2 separate regions of the Mus musculus genome follow, and region 2 is linked to region 1. Evidence: chromatin loops called from intact Hi-C (ENCODE). Cell type or tissue: heart. All regions are shown on one strand.

Region 1 (8,000 bases):
GGCTTGAAATCAGACTTTCATGTTTGCCAGACAAGCACTTTACTGACTTAGACATCTCTCCAACCTCCAGTTGAACTATTTTTTTTTTTTAAACTTGCTCTGTGGCTCAGACTAGCCTTGAATTCCTCATGCCTCCCAGGCTGGCCTCAAATCCCACTCATCCTGCCCTGGCCTCGAGTATTGGAATGACAAGCCTGTATTACCCACTTCCCCTTCTGAAAGGAGTAAACAAGGAAACATGGGTCACTGTTACTTTTACAATGTGACTCATGAGAAGGACTTGTACTTTTCGGAGTGGAACTCTATCACTCCTGCCATGTACACAACCAGTAGTGACCCAGAGTGATGCTTCCATGATGGCTGGATTGCGAGTGAGGAGGAAACTTAACTGTAGGCATCGGGGGCTTTCACCACTGGCCTTTTTAACTCTCAAGGAATTAATTGGAGACAAACTTTTGACGGTTCATGGTGACAATGGGCTTTGAGAAGTAACTCAGCAAAAACTTCGTAAGTCATTACAACCTCAGAAAAGTGAACTGTGACTTGTACCTACGGGTACGTGTTGTTTAAATGTGTAGCTACATCTATGCTTATGCTTGCATACAGATGGCTCCCGCCTCTTCCTCCTTTCCGCCGCCGTTCCTCAGCTTCGCATTGCTGAAGATGACACTTCAGCATTTTTTGTTACTATCTCGCACATGACTTTGCAGGCTGCAGGGACACATGACCAGGAGCAACAGGAATTCAACGAAAATTGGTCTATTTAGTTTTACTTGAGTGTGCACCTGTGTCCAAATTTGGACACTCTCAGCAATCTGTCAGGAATCTGAGAAGGCTCGCAGCTACTGTGGAGAGGCCACTGACAAACCCTCCAGCACAACTTAGGAGTTGGCGTTTTTTGTTTTTTGTTTTTGTTTTTGTTTTTGTTTTGTTTTGTTTTTTTGTTTTTTTACAGATGCTTACCCTGAAGGGGAGTTAGGAGACCCCGGGCAGGTTAGTTTAGTTGCACTGTGTAAGAATTACTGACTATAAAAACAGTTCAAGTGGGTAGAAAGCAGAAAAGTCCACACTTGAAACAAGTAAAACAGCTTAATCCAAACCACTAGAAGGTTGTTATTCCAACAGAGTTTACAACAGTCTGGAAAACTTGGGAGAGTTAACGCTGGAAGTTTCCTGAACTCACCTGCTTAGCAAACCAGTAACCAGGCCAAAAAAAAAAAAAAAAAAAAAAAAAGGCATGCCCTATAATACAAGGTGAGGACAACCCTGTCGTCCTTCCTGACAAAGCGCCCCAAAAAACCAGCAACTCATATAGTTAAAGAACTTGGTAGTGTCTATTAAGATCAAGGTGTGTTCTGCTAGACGTCCTGTGTGTATGTGTGGACCTGTGGAGGTCGGATGATAACCTCGAGGAGTCAGCTCTCTCCATCCGCCATGTGGGGCCTTGGAGTTGAACTCAGGTTGTCAGGCTTGGCAGCAGCATCTGCACTGGCTGAGCCATCTTACCAGCTCTAGATAGCTTTTTAAAAAAAAAAACTCGCTGTACACATATTCTCGATATGAACGCGGTATCAAAAGTATTATTAAAATGTTCATTTAAACGGTAATAGCCAGCTATAATATTAAACGTTTCATATTTCACATATCCATATATTCCAGTATGGATAACACATAAGCACATATTCCCCATTTTAACCGTGTTGAATCAATGGAGAACGGGATTGGCTAAGCCCAAGGAAGCTAAGTGACTCCAACAACAGCACCCCGCCCTGCCACTCCAGATCAGCGCAGAAACTTAGAGGAAGATTTCTCAGGAATGTGGCTCATTCAGCAGAGCAGGCGTCAGGCTTGCCAAATCAATGCCTCCTTGATTAGTCTTCTAAGGCACGCTGCAGAGACAGGCTGGTTCAATAAAAATCAGGCATCATATCAGATGCCCATGCAGGGGCTAATGGAAATGCTGCATTCCTGATCCACATTCATCCCCTTCACATTGTGCATAAAACGGGGATAACGCAGACCGTGTGATGTCAAACCATCTTGTAATGTGTGCTCGCCTAGTTACAGATCTTTTAGTCATCTTAACAGCGCAACACGGTGAAGTCACCCTCTGTCCCAAGAGCTTGTCACAGGAAAGGACTCCCAAAGACCTGAGGTTGACACTGCAAGCACCAGATGAGCACAGGGCTCCTCCTCCAGCCCCAGGAGCTCTCTGAGTGGTTTATCCACTGCAAACTGGGCAGGCTGCAAGCAAAATGCTGGGTGGCTGAATGCATTTTCTCACTTTACAGAAACTGCAGCTGGCTCCTTGCTGTCACAAGGAAAAAACAAACCTCTCACCTCTGACAGTCCCTTCCAAGACTGGGATGTGTGTGTGTGTGTGTGTGTGTGTGTGTGTGTGTGTGTGTGTGTGTGTGTGTGTGTGTGTGTGTGTGAGAGAGAGAGAGAGAGAGAGAGAGAGAGAGAGAGAGAGAGAGAGAGAGAGACTGACTGACTGACTTAGGGAAGTTGGCGACCCTCTTCCAAAAATTTCATCCGTGCTCCTACCAAACACCACAAACCACATGAACACACTAACTCTGTTGCAGTTGTCACCACCTTAACCTAAACCTGGTACTGCGTCTAACAAGACCAGTCCAAGCAAAAGATTAACCCATGGTTCGTGGCCATGCGTTTGTCGACAGGGCCAACCCGGGAGAAGAAGCCAGCGTTCTGTTTGTTTTAAAGGAAATACTTCCTAGCGCATATTTAGGACTCTGAACTCTGCACAAGGGGCCACGTGGTTGGCGATAATCTGGCTCCCTCTTGTTAGTCAAAGCCACCTCTTTCCGCCGCCGGCAGCCCGGGGCTGGGTAACCGACACCGTCACTTTCAATCAGACCGGCTCAGAGTCTGTCCTTACAGAAATCCTCCCGCGCAGGAGATCGGGGGCGGGGAGAGCCACCGGGAAAGTGGCTGGGGGCGGTACGTGTCCCTGGAGGCCTTGGCTGGAAGGGCCTCACACCTGTGGGGCCTAAGTGGCTCTAGCTGCTCAGGTGAGGCCCAAAAGAGACTAGTAGGAGAAGCCTGCCCTTCCAGGAAAGTGCCTTCACCTCTCGCAGAGCGCGCGGGCACAGGAGCTGCGCTGCCCACCTGTAGCGACAGCAAACAAACTTTCCGCCCCTTTTGGGTGGGAAGCATCGGATCCCCTACGCCACCCTCTGGCTCGAGCCGGCAGCGCCCAAAGCAAGGCGGGCTCCTCACCTGATACCCCTAAACCACAACCTGATCTGCACCAGAGCTGCTGAGGCTTGCGAGGTGGAGGGACTTAGCTGGAAGCTGCAATTAGGAATTTGGAAGAAAGGGGCTTGGAAATCCGCGCCCTGCTCCTTTGCAATTCCAATTCTCAACTTTGCCAGCCGCTGCCCTCCGCAGCGCGCCCTCAAGCCCCTCGGCCTCCCCAACGCCGTCCCAGGGAGAGGGGCGCCCCGAGATCAACGGGAGCCCGAACACTCACAGCCGTAGCGGGGCCGTTGCAACGACGGCAGCTCTTCGTGCGGCATCCTGCGCTGCTCTGGGGGCCCTCCCGGGGAGCGCCCCCCGTGGTTTCCCTCGCTGGCCAGGCTCGCGGGCTCCGCGCCCGGCGGGCGCGCTCCGATCCCACCTCTGGGCTGCCCTCGCCCGGCTTCTCGGAGCTGACCGCTCCGCTCCCTCGGTGCTCCTTCACTCGCGCCTGCGGCGGCCGCGTCTCGCTGACACCGGGGCAAAAGTGAACTATCTCCTCCCTCGCTCGCTCGCTCGTTCGCCCGCCCGCCCGCCCGCCCGCCCGCGGGCCGTACCGCCTCCCCCAGCAGGTTTCCTTTCTCCTCCCGCCCGGCCCCGTTATTCACCGCGGTGGGAGCGCGCCGCCGTGCAGCGACCCCTACTGGCCGCACAGCGCAGCGCCCGGTTGCGAGGACCCGCCTCCCGCGAGAGGAAGGGGCTGAGAGGCACCCTGGACCCCTGCAGCTGGAGCCCAGCGCACAGATGGAGGGCGACTTGGAGCATCCGGAGGGTGGAAGTGAACCAGCGCAGGGAAGAGCAAGAAAAACCACAGCAGACCACAGGCACCCAGTTCGCCTGGGTGTTGCTCAGTGACTGAGAGACAAACATTGCAGTTCCTTTTCCTCTAGAGAGATTGCACGGGGACAACCCTCACACACTCACCTCCCCACCCCACCCCCGAGCCCCGCGAGCGCCTGCTTCTCGCATTTAGGGGTATAAACGAAAGTTGTTTATGACTTTTGGCTTACGAGACACAGGATTCCCCTTTCTTGACAAGAAACGGTAAGGGTGAGCTCGTGCGCGGGCTGCAGGAGCAAGATTAACAGCCTCCAAACAACACTCAGAACACAACTGCCAGTCATCCGCCCACCCCTCTGCCAGCCCGCCCCCAATGTGCAAAACTGTCGCTCAGGCCCAGCCGGGGTCGCACAACCACAAACCCCTTTCCGGCTCAGCTTTTGAGACAGAAACCACAAGTAGCTGTTTTAAAAGCACGGTTTTCATGCGGTTGCTTGGAGCCTGGAGGAATGTGGGAGCCCCCCCCCCCCAAACATGGGCCACTGCTTTTTCACAAACGTGGGGCATGTGGGTGATCACATGACTGAAAAAAAATCATCAAAAGAGAGGGTCATAAGAGATGATTTAGCCGAAGAAAGGTGGTCTAGCGACACTAGTCACCTTTAATTAAGCAAATCTACAGAGAGCAGCCAGCTGCTTTCTGGGAGACACAATGAACTCTTGAAACTTGAAATTCAGACTCTTGGACCCCGCCCCGCCTCCAGTTCCGTTGGTCTGAGTTGAGGCTCATGAACTTGCGTTTCTCACAAGTGGTCAGTGAAGCTGAAGTTGTGCCAGCCTATGAGTTAGGTGCACAGGAAGAGGGAAGTCTCATCAGATGAGAGCGAGAGGATTCCCCACCCCCACCCCTAGAGACATTGGATTCTCACCCTGTTGGAATGGGATGAAAGGGATTTTCCTCCCCACAAAAGTAGATGCTTCTAATGCTATGGCCACAGGTCAGCAATACTCATCCTGTGACCAGCCTGTCAGCCAGGCTTCTTCCATGTCTCAGAGACGCCATGTTGGACTCTAAAACGCACTGCGTATTCTGTGCATCAAAGATGAACTCCTCACACATCAGTTCTCAGGATGAACACCAGGATGCAGGGCCTCAAGAAGTAGATGGTCTATGTGAGGAGAGGTGGGAGGAAATCGCTGTAAACCACAATGGCCTGAGAAGGTGGTATGATTTCAAAGTGTGGTGTCAGGTGGAGTTTGAAAATAGGCAAGAGTTGGGTGGAGAACATCCTATCCTAAGAGACAGGCAAGGATGGGAGCCATGAGCTGGAACCTGAGCTTGGGCTGGGAACCTATTACTAAGCAGCAGAGCACTTTCTGAATGTCAGACCAAGTGGTCGATTATGACAATTAAGGGACATTTGAGAGCCCTTAAAGGCGTTCTAGGGTGGTTTTGTTGTTTGTTTATTTTTGAGACAGGATCTTGCCCTACTTGTGACCCCACAGCCTCAATCTCCCAGGAGCTGGGCTTGCATATGAGGGCTACAACAACCACCCATGACTTCTTGGTTTTGAGCATAAGAATCGCAGAATGTTCTGGACTTGAGAAAAGGTGAGTTCTGGCCAGATTACAAAATGTATTAGAGCAAACAAGGTGGAGATGCTGATGTTGGATGGAAGGGGCTATAGAAGACGTTAGGAAAGAAGAGCTTCTATGAAGTTGACCTCAGGAAGCATGATGCTTTCTTGCAGACAGGCTGAAGGTCCTTCAATGCTAACAAGTCATAGGTGGGCTGGATAGAGTGAAATCTATCCTCTATGTTTGCATAAACACAAAGATGTAAGTGGGAAGATTGTAGTTCTAAGTTTGCTGGCTTCTGAGCGCTCTAGAGGATCTGGGGCTCTGTGACAGCTGATGTCACTGTGAGAAATTAATGCTAAGACACAATCTAAGGCAGTGTTTTTCTTTTCTTTTTTTTCTTCCTTTCTTTCTCTCTCTCTTTCTTTTTTTTAAAAGATTTATTTATTCTTATTTATATGAGTGAACTGTCTTCAGATATACCAGATAGTTGTGAGCCACCATGTGGAAATTGAACTCAGGACCTCTGGAAGAGCAGTCAGCGCTCTTAACCGCTGAGCCATCTCTCCAGCCCAGGCAGTGCTTTTGTATCTTGCAAGTGGCTGGAACCAATCTTTGTCATCTCTGTTTGCATTGTGCTGTCTCACAGATCACCACACACCACCTCTCTGGAAAGAAACTCACCTGCAGAATGGTAGGTTATTTGTTCTTAGGATCTGACCTCAGACCACAGACTCAACTAAATACATGGTCATTGTCCTGTGTCTTCAACTGCGAGGATATTGGGAAACAAACAGACAAACCGAAGCCAGATTGTGGGGGAGAAAACGCCCCTTGGAGTTTGTTTTGTTTAGATTTCCTTTTCTAAAGCAAGTATTTATTTAGCACGTGTGTGTGTGTGTGTGTGTGTGTGTGTGTGTGTGTGTGTGTGTGTGTGTGCACGTGGGCGCTTGTGTGCCATGGTGCAGGTGTGGAGGTCAGAGGACAATGTGGTGGCCTGATTCTCTCTTCCCACCATGTTGCTCTTGGGGATTGAACTCAGACAGTCAGGTTTGGCAGCAAGCACCCTTACACCCTGAACCATCTTACTAGGCTCCGACACACTTTAAAAAAATAATAAGGCAAGAAAGGTTTTTTTTTTTTTGATGCATGATATTGAAGAACTTCTAAGCATGACACCATTATTATCATAATGTTATGATACATTATGGCTGTGATTGTTATTGGAGGCATGACTTTGCTATGTAGCTCAGGTCAGCTTTAAGCTCTTGATCCTCCTGCCTCAGCTTCCCAAAGCCTGGGATTATATATGTGCCAATACAGCTAACACTAACCAAGTATTGAAAAATCAATACTGTGAGAGAACGAATTTCTGTTGATATGGTGTATAATATGTTATAAGCCCAGCTCTTTTGTTAACAAGTTGAAATGAGAATGAAAATGCTTAGAAAATTTTATTTATTTTATTATTATGGTGCTAAAGCTTGAAACTAAAACCTCCCCTAAGCCAGCCAAGCACCTACCACAGAGCCCCTTTAAAAATTTTCACTTTAATTTCTCACTGCCTTGTCTGGTAGTTCTGCCTAACCCTGCCCTCTTTAGGCAGGGTTATGCTTGTAAAGTCCTTCCCTTGTCTCCTACCATGGCTGCTCTTTTGTTTTGTTTGCATGCGTAGAATCTGGCTATAGGCTGGGGCTACCCTCAAACTCTCCAGCCTCTGTCTTCAGCCTAGGAAACTTGCAGCTTTAAAAAAGTAACCATTAGATTGTTTATATCAAAAGGAGACAAGAATATGCTTGAATCAAAATTTTAACACACACTACGTCAGCATCCATTCGCTTTAAAACTGATTTAAGGGCCAGACAGATGGCTCAGGAGTTAAGGACACTTACTGTTCTTACAGAGGACACAGGCTCAGTTTTGAGCACCCACATCAAAGCTAACAATGATCTATAATTCCATTTCTAAGAGATCTGACACCCACTTCTGACCTCCGCAAACACCACACACATGTGATATGTATAGCCTTACAAGTAAGCACAAGACTTGCTTTATAAACATAAAATGAACATAAACAAAACTTATAGAAAATTGTTTGATTTTCCAATAAGATAGTGCTATTGATCACTCGGCAAGTCTATCCAAAACAGTGGCTTACTGATATCTTTAAAATCACCACCAAGTGAGAGGCATGAAGAAAAGACACTTGGGCTTTTTCAAAGGATGGGGAGATTTTGTGTTGTTAAAGTTTTCTAATTTGTCACCCATTCCACAAACAGAGAGCCTGCAAGAAGAAACCAGAGCTAAGCTTTACTGCAATGGAGACCTCTGTCTAAAACAGAAATCATTACAGCTCAACATCAGATTAAAAGAAACTGAA
Region 2 (8,000 bases), 150 kb before region 1:
ATGTCTGAGGCCAGTTTGAGCTACACAAGGGAGACCATGTCTCAGAAAAATAAAGGATGGAGAAGAATGCATTCATTTGTCCTCTGTGATTAAAGGGTTTTAAAAAAATCATTGTCTGGTTGAGAATGTCGATTCACTGTGAGGAACTTGTTTCGTAAGTATAAAACCCTGGGTTTAATTTCCAGTCCTCAAACAAACAAACAAACAAACTCCCCAGGTTCAAGCCCTAACACTGTGTCATTATCAACAACAGGAGCAGGGGAGAAGGAGAGTGTGGTGGTTTGAATAGGAAAGGCCCCCATAGACTCATGGGTTTGACTGTGTGGCTCATAGGAAGTAACACTATTAGGAGGTGTGGCCTTGTTGGAGGAAGTACCACCGTGGGGACAGAGCTCAAATATGCTCAAGCTACACCCAATGTGGCACACCGTCTCCATCTGCTGCCTTTGCATCAAGATGTAGAACTCTGGGCTTTTCCAGCACCGTGTCTGCCTGCACGCTGCCATGCTTCCTGCCATGAGGATAATGGATGAACCTCTGATCCTGTAAGCCAGCCCCAATGAAATGTTTTCCTTTAGAAGAGTTGTTGTCATGGTGGCTCTGCACAGTAATGAACCCCTAATTAAGAGACAGAAGGGGAGGAAGGGTCTAAGATGCAAGGGAGTGGGAGGGAAAAGGAGGGAGGGGAGGAGAGGGAAGAGAGGAGAGGAAAGGAAGGAGGAGACAGGAAGAAAACATTCCCAATGAGATAGCAATACCTTGTTAAGTCTGCCTGTTTGTCAGTGGTGAGGATTAATTGGCTTTTATAGAGGTACTGCTCATTTAGGGTTTTTCTAGGAAATACTTATTAATGAATGTTTTCATTTTAAGGATTCTGACCTTAAATTATTGACCTTTCTCTCATTTCCTTCTTTTTCCTTCAAACCCATACCAAAGGACAGACAACAAATGGTAGGTAACTCTTAAAATACAGTAATTATTAATTTTGGTGCCAAATTCTGATTTTCATCTTACCAGGAAGAGAACATTCAACTGTGAACATTTTTTCCTCTGTGAAGAGTCATGGATTTGTAATTTGGAGCCAGGAAGGCAGGGCACCTTCGTTAGCTTAAAGTCTACATCTTGAGAGATTATCAAGGACCAAAACCCATTTGCAGTCATTGAAAACTGTAGTGGCAAAGGTTATGCCACACAAGGTCACGAGGAGACCGTGGTGACATTTAGAAAGCCATACTGTTTTATAAAGCATTTCTTATTCACTATTACCTGGGGGAAATGTATGTAGTTCTAAAAGGGAACCCGGGGGCTATAATGTGCTTAGAGAAGAGTGCTTGCCTAGCACACACCAGACCCTGGTTCCCATCCCAGCATTGCAAAAGAAAGGTTACTATATGTGATGGGTTGTATATGCTTGGCCCAACAAGTGACACTATTAGAAGGTGTAGGTGTGTCACTGTGGCATGGGCTTTAAGACCCTCATCCTAGCTGTCTGGAAGCCAGTATTCTGCTAGCAGCCTTCAGATGAAGATATAGAACTCTTAGCTCCTCCTGTGCCATGCCTGCCTGGATGCTTCCATGTTCCTGCCTTGATGATGATGGACTGAACCTCTGATCTGTAAGCCAGCCCCAGTTAAATGTTGTCCTTGTAAGAGTTGCCTTGGTCATGGCATCTGTTCACAGCAGTAAAACCCTAACTAAGGCACTATATAAAAGGGAACTCCTGGGGCTGGCGAGATGGCTCAGTGGTTAAGAGCGCCAACTGCTCTTCCGAAGGTCCGGAGTTCAAATCCCAGCAACCACATGGTGGCTCACAACCATCTGTAACGAGATCTGGTGTCCTCTTGGAGTATCTGAGGACAGCTACAGTGTACTTACATATAATAAATAAATTAATTTAAAAAAAAGGGAACTCCTACAACTGAAATGCCAGTCTCTCACTTCTCCCTGGGGACTTAGAAACCAGGCCCCACAGCTTTAATTAAAAGACAGATAAGCCAATGTTTAAGAAATGAGAAAAGGTAGTGAAAAATTCATCCTGGTATTCTTCCCTCAGAGTACCGATCTCTTCCACCTCCCTCTACAAACTCAAGTCATACCTTCTAAGAAAACTGAAAGGAAGCTAGTGAGAAAAATGGGAAGACATGACAGCAAAGCATAAGCAGGAGATGCTACAGATTATCGGGTAATATGACATTTTATGTCTCACCCAAGTATAGAGCATGCTGTCTCCTTAAGGCATAGTACCAAGTAAATACTGTGTTAGTTTAACTTAATTTCAAAGCTGCATTGTCGTACCAAAACCTGACCTAATTAGTAACACTTACCCTTAATATAGGTCCACCTCTATTTCTATATGGATGTAATACTAAGATGGTCTAATTAATTCTGTGCCTTTATTTTCGTATCTTGCCTTAAAAACTTAGGTAACAAATTTTACTAATTTCTTTCCTACACCAAATTTTCCTTTCTTAATTTTCTCCTTGGTTCTGCTGTGTTAGGTGCCTGAGAAATAAATTCTGGAATCGTGTAAGTCCACTTGAGTCTTCAGTGGCTCATTTGTTTTATTGATGCTGGGACTCTCTCAACTCAAGCCTAACGTTTTCCTCACAGGGCCATTTTTTCTTGAATATCTGATATCTTTTGATTTGGGGCTTTTGTCAGTATTTGGGTCTTGTGGTTCATCCGCTGTGGACGGAGGCATCGGGGACTCTGGGTAGCGAGGGAAAAGATGAAGGTCAGTGTTATCGTCTCCTTCTCTTACTGACATCTGTCTCTCTTGGTGGCAGTTGCTGTTGTGAAACAGATAGGGTCATCTACATGGCTCAGTTTGGTCTTCAGTTCACAGTCACTCAGACAAGGTCTCCCAGGTGACTGAATTACAGGTGTGTGTGCCCGGCTTGGCTCCCCTGCCCGTCTCTGAGCCTTTAGCTGTTTTGGGCACTGACGTTCTTTCCTGCCTTCCATACCATCATTTGTCCCTCTTAGAACAGATCCTGAGGCTCAGCCTGGCCAAGCTGATCACTCCATGCTTTGAACCTCTGCACTGGTCACCCACCTGGAACCAAGGCTCTGATGGCTTCCAGCCAGGCCGTGTCCCCTATTGTTGCTGGATGTAGCCTGCTCCCATCATGTTTCTCAATCCTGTCACATCCATTTCCTCGCGTGTGTTGGGGGGCTGTTTACATCGTTGGCCACTGGTTGACATCTCTGATTTTATTTCAAAAGTATTTTTTTAATTGTCTTATGCAGGTCATGTGCAGGGAACCCCAGCTGCTGTGAATTCACATGTGCGAATAGTATATCTTGTTCATTAACTCATTTAATTGCGACTTTATTGATGTGGCTTTCGCATATTATGCTTTTCTTAAGTTAAAGTTGGTTTAAATATCACAGACATAGCTTTAACTTGGCACAGCGGCACATACGTCGGCAGCCCCAGTGATTCAGGAGGCATGGACTGCGGGACCTTGCGGGTAGAGGGACCTAAGGCTCCAAGTCGGTTCTTGTCCCAAACATAGCTTTGTTGACAGCATGAAAGGAAAGCTTTATGCTAAAGGAATGTGGTGATTTTTCACATTCGTGATAAAGAAAGTAGGTGCAGTCTCTAACATGCCTCTGCCGTGCAGGGAAATAGTAACCCATTTCAGTGAACAAACATCCTGGTTAACTAGGAGTCACCACAAGGTGGTGCTGGGAAATTAGCCTTGCTGAGTGGGAAAGTCTGCTTTTAAATGTAAACCTGAGATTTTTCTCAAATTGGTTTGATGGAGTAGGTAGAAAACTCACTCGCATGTGGGCTCTCAAACATTGCATCCAGAGAATTAAGACTATTGTTTTTAGTTTCCACCTTCTACATTTATCATCACTGGCATTGAAATTTCACATTAGTTTCTAAAAAGATCACTTCTTCCACAGTGGGAGTTTTCTACCCAATCTCTGAGTGACAGGTCTTCCAAGCAGATTAGTACAAAGGCGAAACACCTTTCTGTAAGCCGTATTTGTCCATCATGCTCATGAGAACCAGCCATTGAAAAGCCTCTTTCCCAAGCATTTTAAGTCCAGCTTGGCTGTCCCCTATCTGACATTCATAGGAAACTGAGGCTTAATATTAAAAACGCAAATCCACTGAACAAGTGCTGCTTGCAGCTGGCTCTCCACACTGAACTTGCTGTACACTAATTACTGACTAGCATCTAACATAGCATGCCAGGAGTATTTCAGAGGAAGCTGTGGCATTAATGTTACGAGCACTGCCCAATATCTAAGCATTCTGGGTAGAGTTGGAAGCCTCTTATCCCATGAAAAGGTAAACCACGCTTGTGTTGCTGATGTAGGCCTGTACAGAAGGACCACCCGGAGCTAACTAACTCCCCCTAGCCCATAAGATACTAGTTGTATAAATCGTATCAGCTGAAGACTGGGAAGTGAAAACAGATGTTACAAAACACTATTAGTTTTATTACACTGTGCTATGGACATTTGTAAATCAAAGGGCTGAATTTGTGACGCGGAACAAGGCACCGAGATGAGTTTTTAGTGAATGGCCAGGCTTAAGTAACTTTCCAAGTTTCCTCCAGTTCTCAAATTCCAGCATTTTTTTCCTTTAAATATTTCAAATATAACAGCTCAGAGGCCTACACTGAAGTAAGTACAAGTCTGACACCAGTTTATAAACCCTTGGCCTAAAGCAAAGAGACCCAGAGGTAGTCCTTCCATATGCAAATTAGTTCAGGTAAACTTCCTGAAAAGTTAAAAAGATAAACTCTAAGGGACTTTAAGCTTCAACTAATGGAAAACCATGGAACCATGGTAGGTTTCACAAGATAGTTCACAAGTTCAAAGAGCTTAGCTTTCTGTAAGATCGTCATAGCCACGAAGTAATTCAGACAGGTGGGGCAAGAAGTATGGCATTCAGACCAAGTGGAGAGTTTTGAACAAGGAGTTGTTTGAAAGCTACAGAGAGGAACAAATGCCTTTCTCACTTCAGTCTCCATACATCCCTTCCAAGATCTGAGGAGGATTCTAGTCTGGCTTTAAGGCCTCCCCAGAGAGCTTATTTGTAAATTCAAATGTACACTGCAAGAATTACAATCAACCTGGTATTTTAGAGGAACATTTAGTAAATCAGTTTCTTTGGGAGAAAGAGGCCTCTAAGAGAAGGGAATGCTAAATCACTGAAGGTTATACATTCATGCCTGGGCAATGTGTCTAACACACCTCCATTGGTGGGTCCAGGTAGCCAGGAAGCGGTGGGAAGAGCTGGGGCAAGGAGCCCTCTACAAAGCAGGCAGTAGATTTAGAACAACTGGTCAACCAGAAGTGGGCCTGCCACTACCTTCCTCACAAATTCAAGCCCTACAACTCTCTACTCCAGCCACGCTACAGCTGCTGCAGCCAGGATAACACATTGCTTCTAACTCTGCAATGAGAGCAATCTGCACCCATTAAACAGTGGATGCCAGTTAAGCATTGGTACCGCATTTGAACACTGGAGAGCTGAACACAACTACAGAAACTCCAGTGCTGTAGTACTGCTTACACTCAGGGGAGACCCATAGGTTTCCACTGCAGCAGACTTGTGATGGCCTATTAAATGGCACAGTAAGAAAAGTGGCATCTAGCACCCTTACGATGCTAAAACTAGAATAACCAATAGTCGTGAGTGACCCTGAAGGGATTTCTTGAACAGTAGTTGATTCCATATCTTAAAGCAGCAACCAGGGGGAACAGAACAAGGACATCTGGTTGTATCCACAATACAAGGATTCTTCAAAGAAGCCAAGGGCAGTGCTACAGAGGCAAAGGGGCTGCCATGACTAATCAACCTCCAACTGTCTAGTCTGTGCAGAAGGTATTAGACAGGCAGGGTGGTGCACAAATGTAGTCCCAGTACTCACAAGGTAAAGGGCTGTGAGTTTAAGTTCAGCGTGGGAGACACAGAGAGAGCATACTATGAACAAACAGGAAAATAATCATCCTGGTTCAGTCTTAAGCACAGAGTTTAAAGCAATCAACAGAGTATACCGCACAGTGTACAAAAGGGAAGTCCTTAGAGATAAACTGTTTATGCATAATTCTTTGTTTCACTTTTGCAAAGGGAGGGTTATTAAAGCCAAGGTACTTTGTTCTTTCTCTGTTTATGGAGCGTAGGTAGGTCCGTGTTTTTAAACTACATGTACAACAGGAAATAATAACAGGTCAGAAACTCTGAACTAGCCAAAAAGTCTCCCCAAAGCAAAGGGAGTGTCCCAAGGTAAGGATGGACTGTAGAAGGCAGGTTATGAGAGAAGTGAGCACCGACCAATCACACAGAGAGGCCAGGAACCAGGTGTGAGGAGCAAATCGACAACAGCACGAAGAACACTCAGTTGTCCCTCCCTTGTCTCCTAGGAGATGGAAGCCTCTAGAAAATCCAACTCTAATTTTAAGAAGAAAGTGAAAAAAGGCATACATACGCTTCTAATAATGTTAACAGGTCAGGCCAATACGTCACTGTGACAGGACAATGTGTTGTACAACACCGGCCAAGAGAAACTTAGGGAGCGAGTCACTGTAGGGTAACAGGGAGGGGTAGACAGTAAAGAAAAATCTACCTGAAAGCCACAGACTTAGACATTAAAACGGTGCTGACTTATGAACCACGTAAAGTTGAACTTGATGCTGTTGGCCAAGTTCTGACTTACCTTGAGACAAGAGCCCAAAGAGAAGAGCCATGTTCAACAAGGAGCAGGTCAGATACTAGACTTAAAGGTGGTGCCCTTTTGATTCTGGTGACATTAAAAATCATGTTGCCTCACTTTAGGTATCACAACAGGATAGCAGCGCTAGGGCAGGTCACTTTAGTGTGTGAACAATGAACGCAAGAGCGAAACGAAGCTGGGATCTGTCCCAGCTGGTTGCAATGGTGAGTGTCTAACCCAGACAGGGCATCTCATCTGCTCTTAAGGGATGTGAAGGAAATCGCGTTGTTTTAACAGTCACATTATGGTTTAAATCATTTCAACATATTCAATCTTATAACTGTTTAAACATTGAACAGTTGCTGAATGTCACTTGTTATGTCTTTATAAACAGAGCACCATCCGACACACAGTTTTTCTGTGTACATAAAACGGCCTCCAGACATTAAAAAAAAAAAAGTGTAGTAACTCAGCTAGGCTTTCAGAACGGGTTTCTTTCTGTTGCATAGGCTTTAGAGCATTCCAAAGGAAGCCACAAGAGGAAAACATGCTCCATACAGATTTTAAATCCAATGTCTCCAAAATAGCAACAGTGGTTTGTGCGTGATTTTGCGACATTGACTGTTTTAGCTCTTTTAAAAACATTCTTTCTACATTTTCCAGTCCTCTTTCCCCCAAGTGAGAATATGCTACTTTTTTTTAAATAGGAAAAAAAAAAGGATAGATATTTCCTTGAAAAAGAGAGGAGGCCACCCACCAAGAAGGCCAGTCCCTCTCAGTTAGACCAAGTTTGAAACCACCAAGCTGAGCTGGTTAAAGGGGCCCAGCGGTGACAGGCAGTGAGGCTGGAATCAGGTACCAGACAAAAAGGCAAGGGGCAGGGGAAGAAAGCAAGGACAGACACCTAGGGCTGGTGGGTTGTTAACTCCACATCAGACTCCTGACAAGTTTGGTCAGGGTCCCAGCTGAACTTGTAGGTCAGTCAGCCCTTGGGCTAATCCGGAAGGAAGTCAGGGTCTGAGAGGCAAAGCTACCCGGAGTAACCTTCCCTCCTGGCTCCTGAGCTATAATCCAAACCTCTGGCCTGCCTAGTCCTCTACCAGGTAAGGACAACTCTCTAATCCAGCAGTGCTGTAGCTGTAGCAGCCGGGATACACATGCAGCCAACTCTGCAACGAGAGCAAACTGCACTCATTTAATAAAGGCTGCCTCCATGCGCCTTGCACACAGAATATCAGCCTCCTGGAAGACCGACAGCCTTCTAAACCACCGTAGAGGAGAGCTGTATAGACAAGCCCTGGACACTCGGGATTTCTCATT

What was found. A loop is a pair of places that touch in the nucleus more often than their neighbours do. Peaks named below come from ENCODE experiments on the same cell type or tissue, not always from the same donor. Only the 100,000 strongest peaks of a DNase experiment are listed, where the experiment ranks them.
Region 2: it touches region 1 in a loop (3-fold over the local background); 11 of 42 quality-filtered maps call a loop at or near these places.

What each region holds. Positions count from the first base shown.
Region 1 is chr13:95,888,168-95,896,167 of GRCm38, forward strand. Iqgap2 (IQ motif containing GTPase activating protein 2) reads right to left here and starts at 3,755. Exons shown (of 36, transcript NM_027711.1): 1 at 3,497-3,755. The coding sequence starts at 3,542. In heart, CTCF peaks have their summits at 3,201 and 3,918 (motif pointing left); DNase peaks (open chromatin) are centred at 634, 2,934, 3,104, 3,984 and 1 weaker place; H3K4me3 peaks cover 3,181 bases; H3K27ac peaks cover 2,312 bases; H3K27me3 peaks cover 349 bases.
Region 2 is chr13:95,736,184-95,744,183 of GRCm38, forward strand. The region is part of intron 5 of Iqgap2 (IQ motif containing GTPase activating protein 2); the gene reads right to left. Among named protein-coding and RNA genes, the nearest start is that of Gm32702, 24 kb to the right of the region's middle. In heart, a CTCF peak has its summit at 3,680 (motif pointing right); no DNase peak of the experiment used is centred here; H3K27ac peaks cover 369 bases.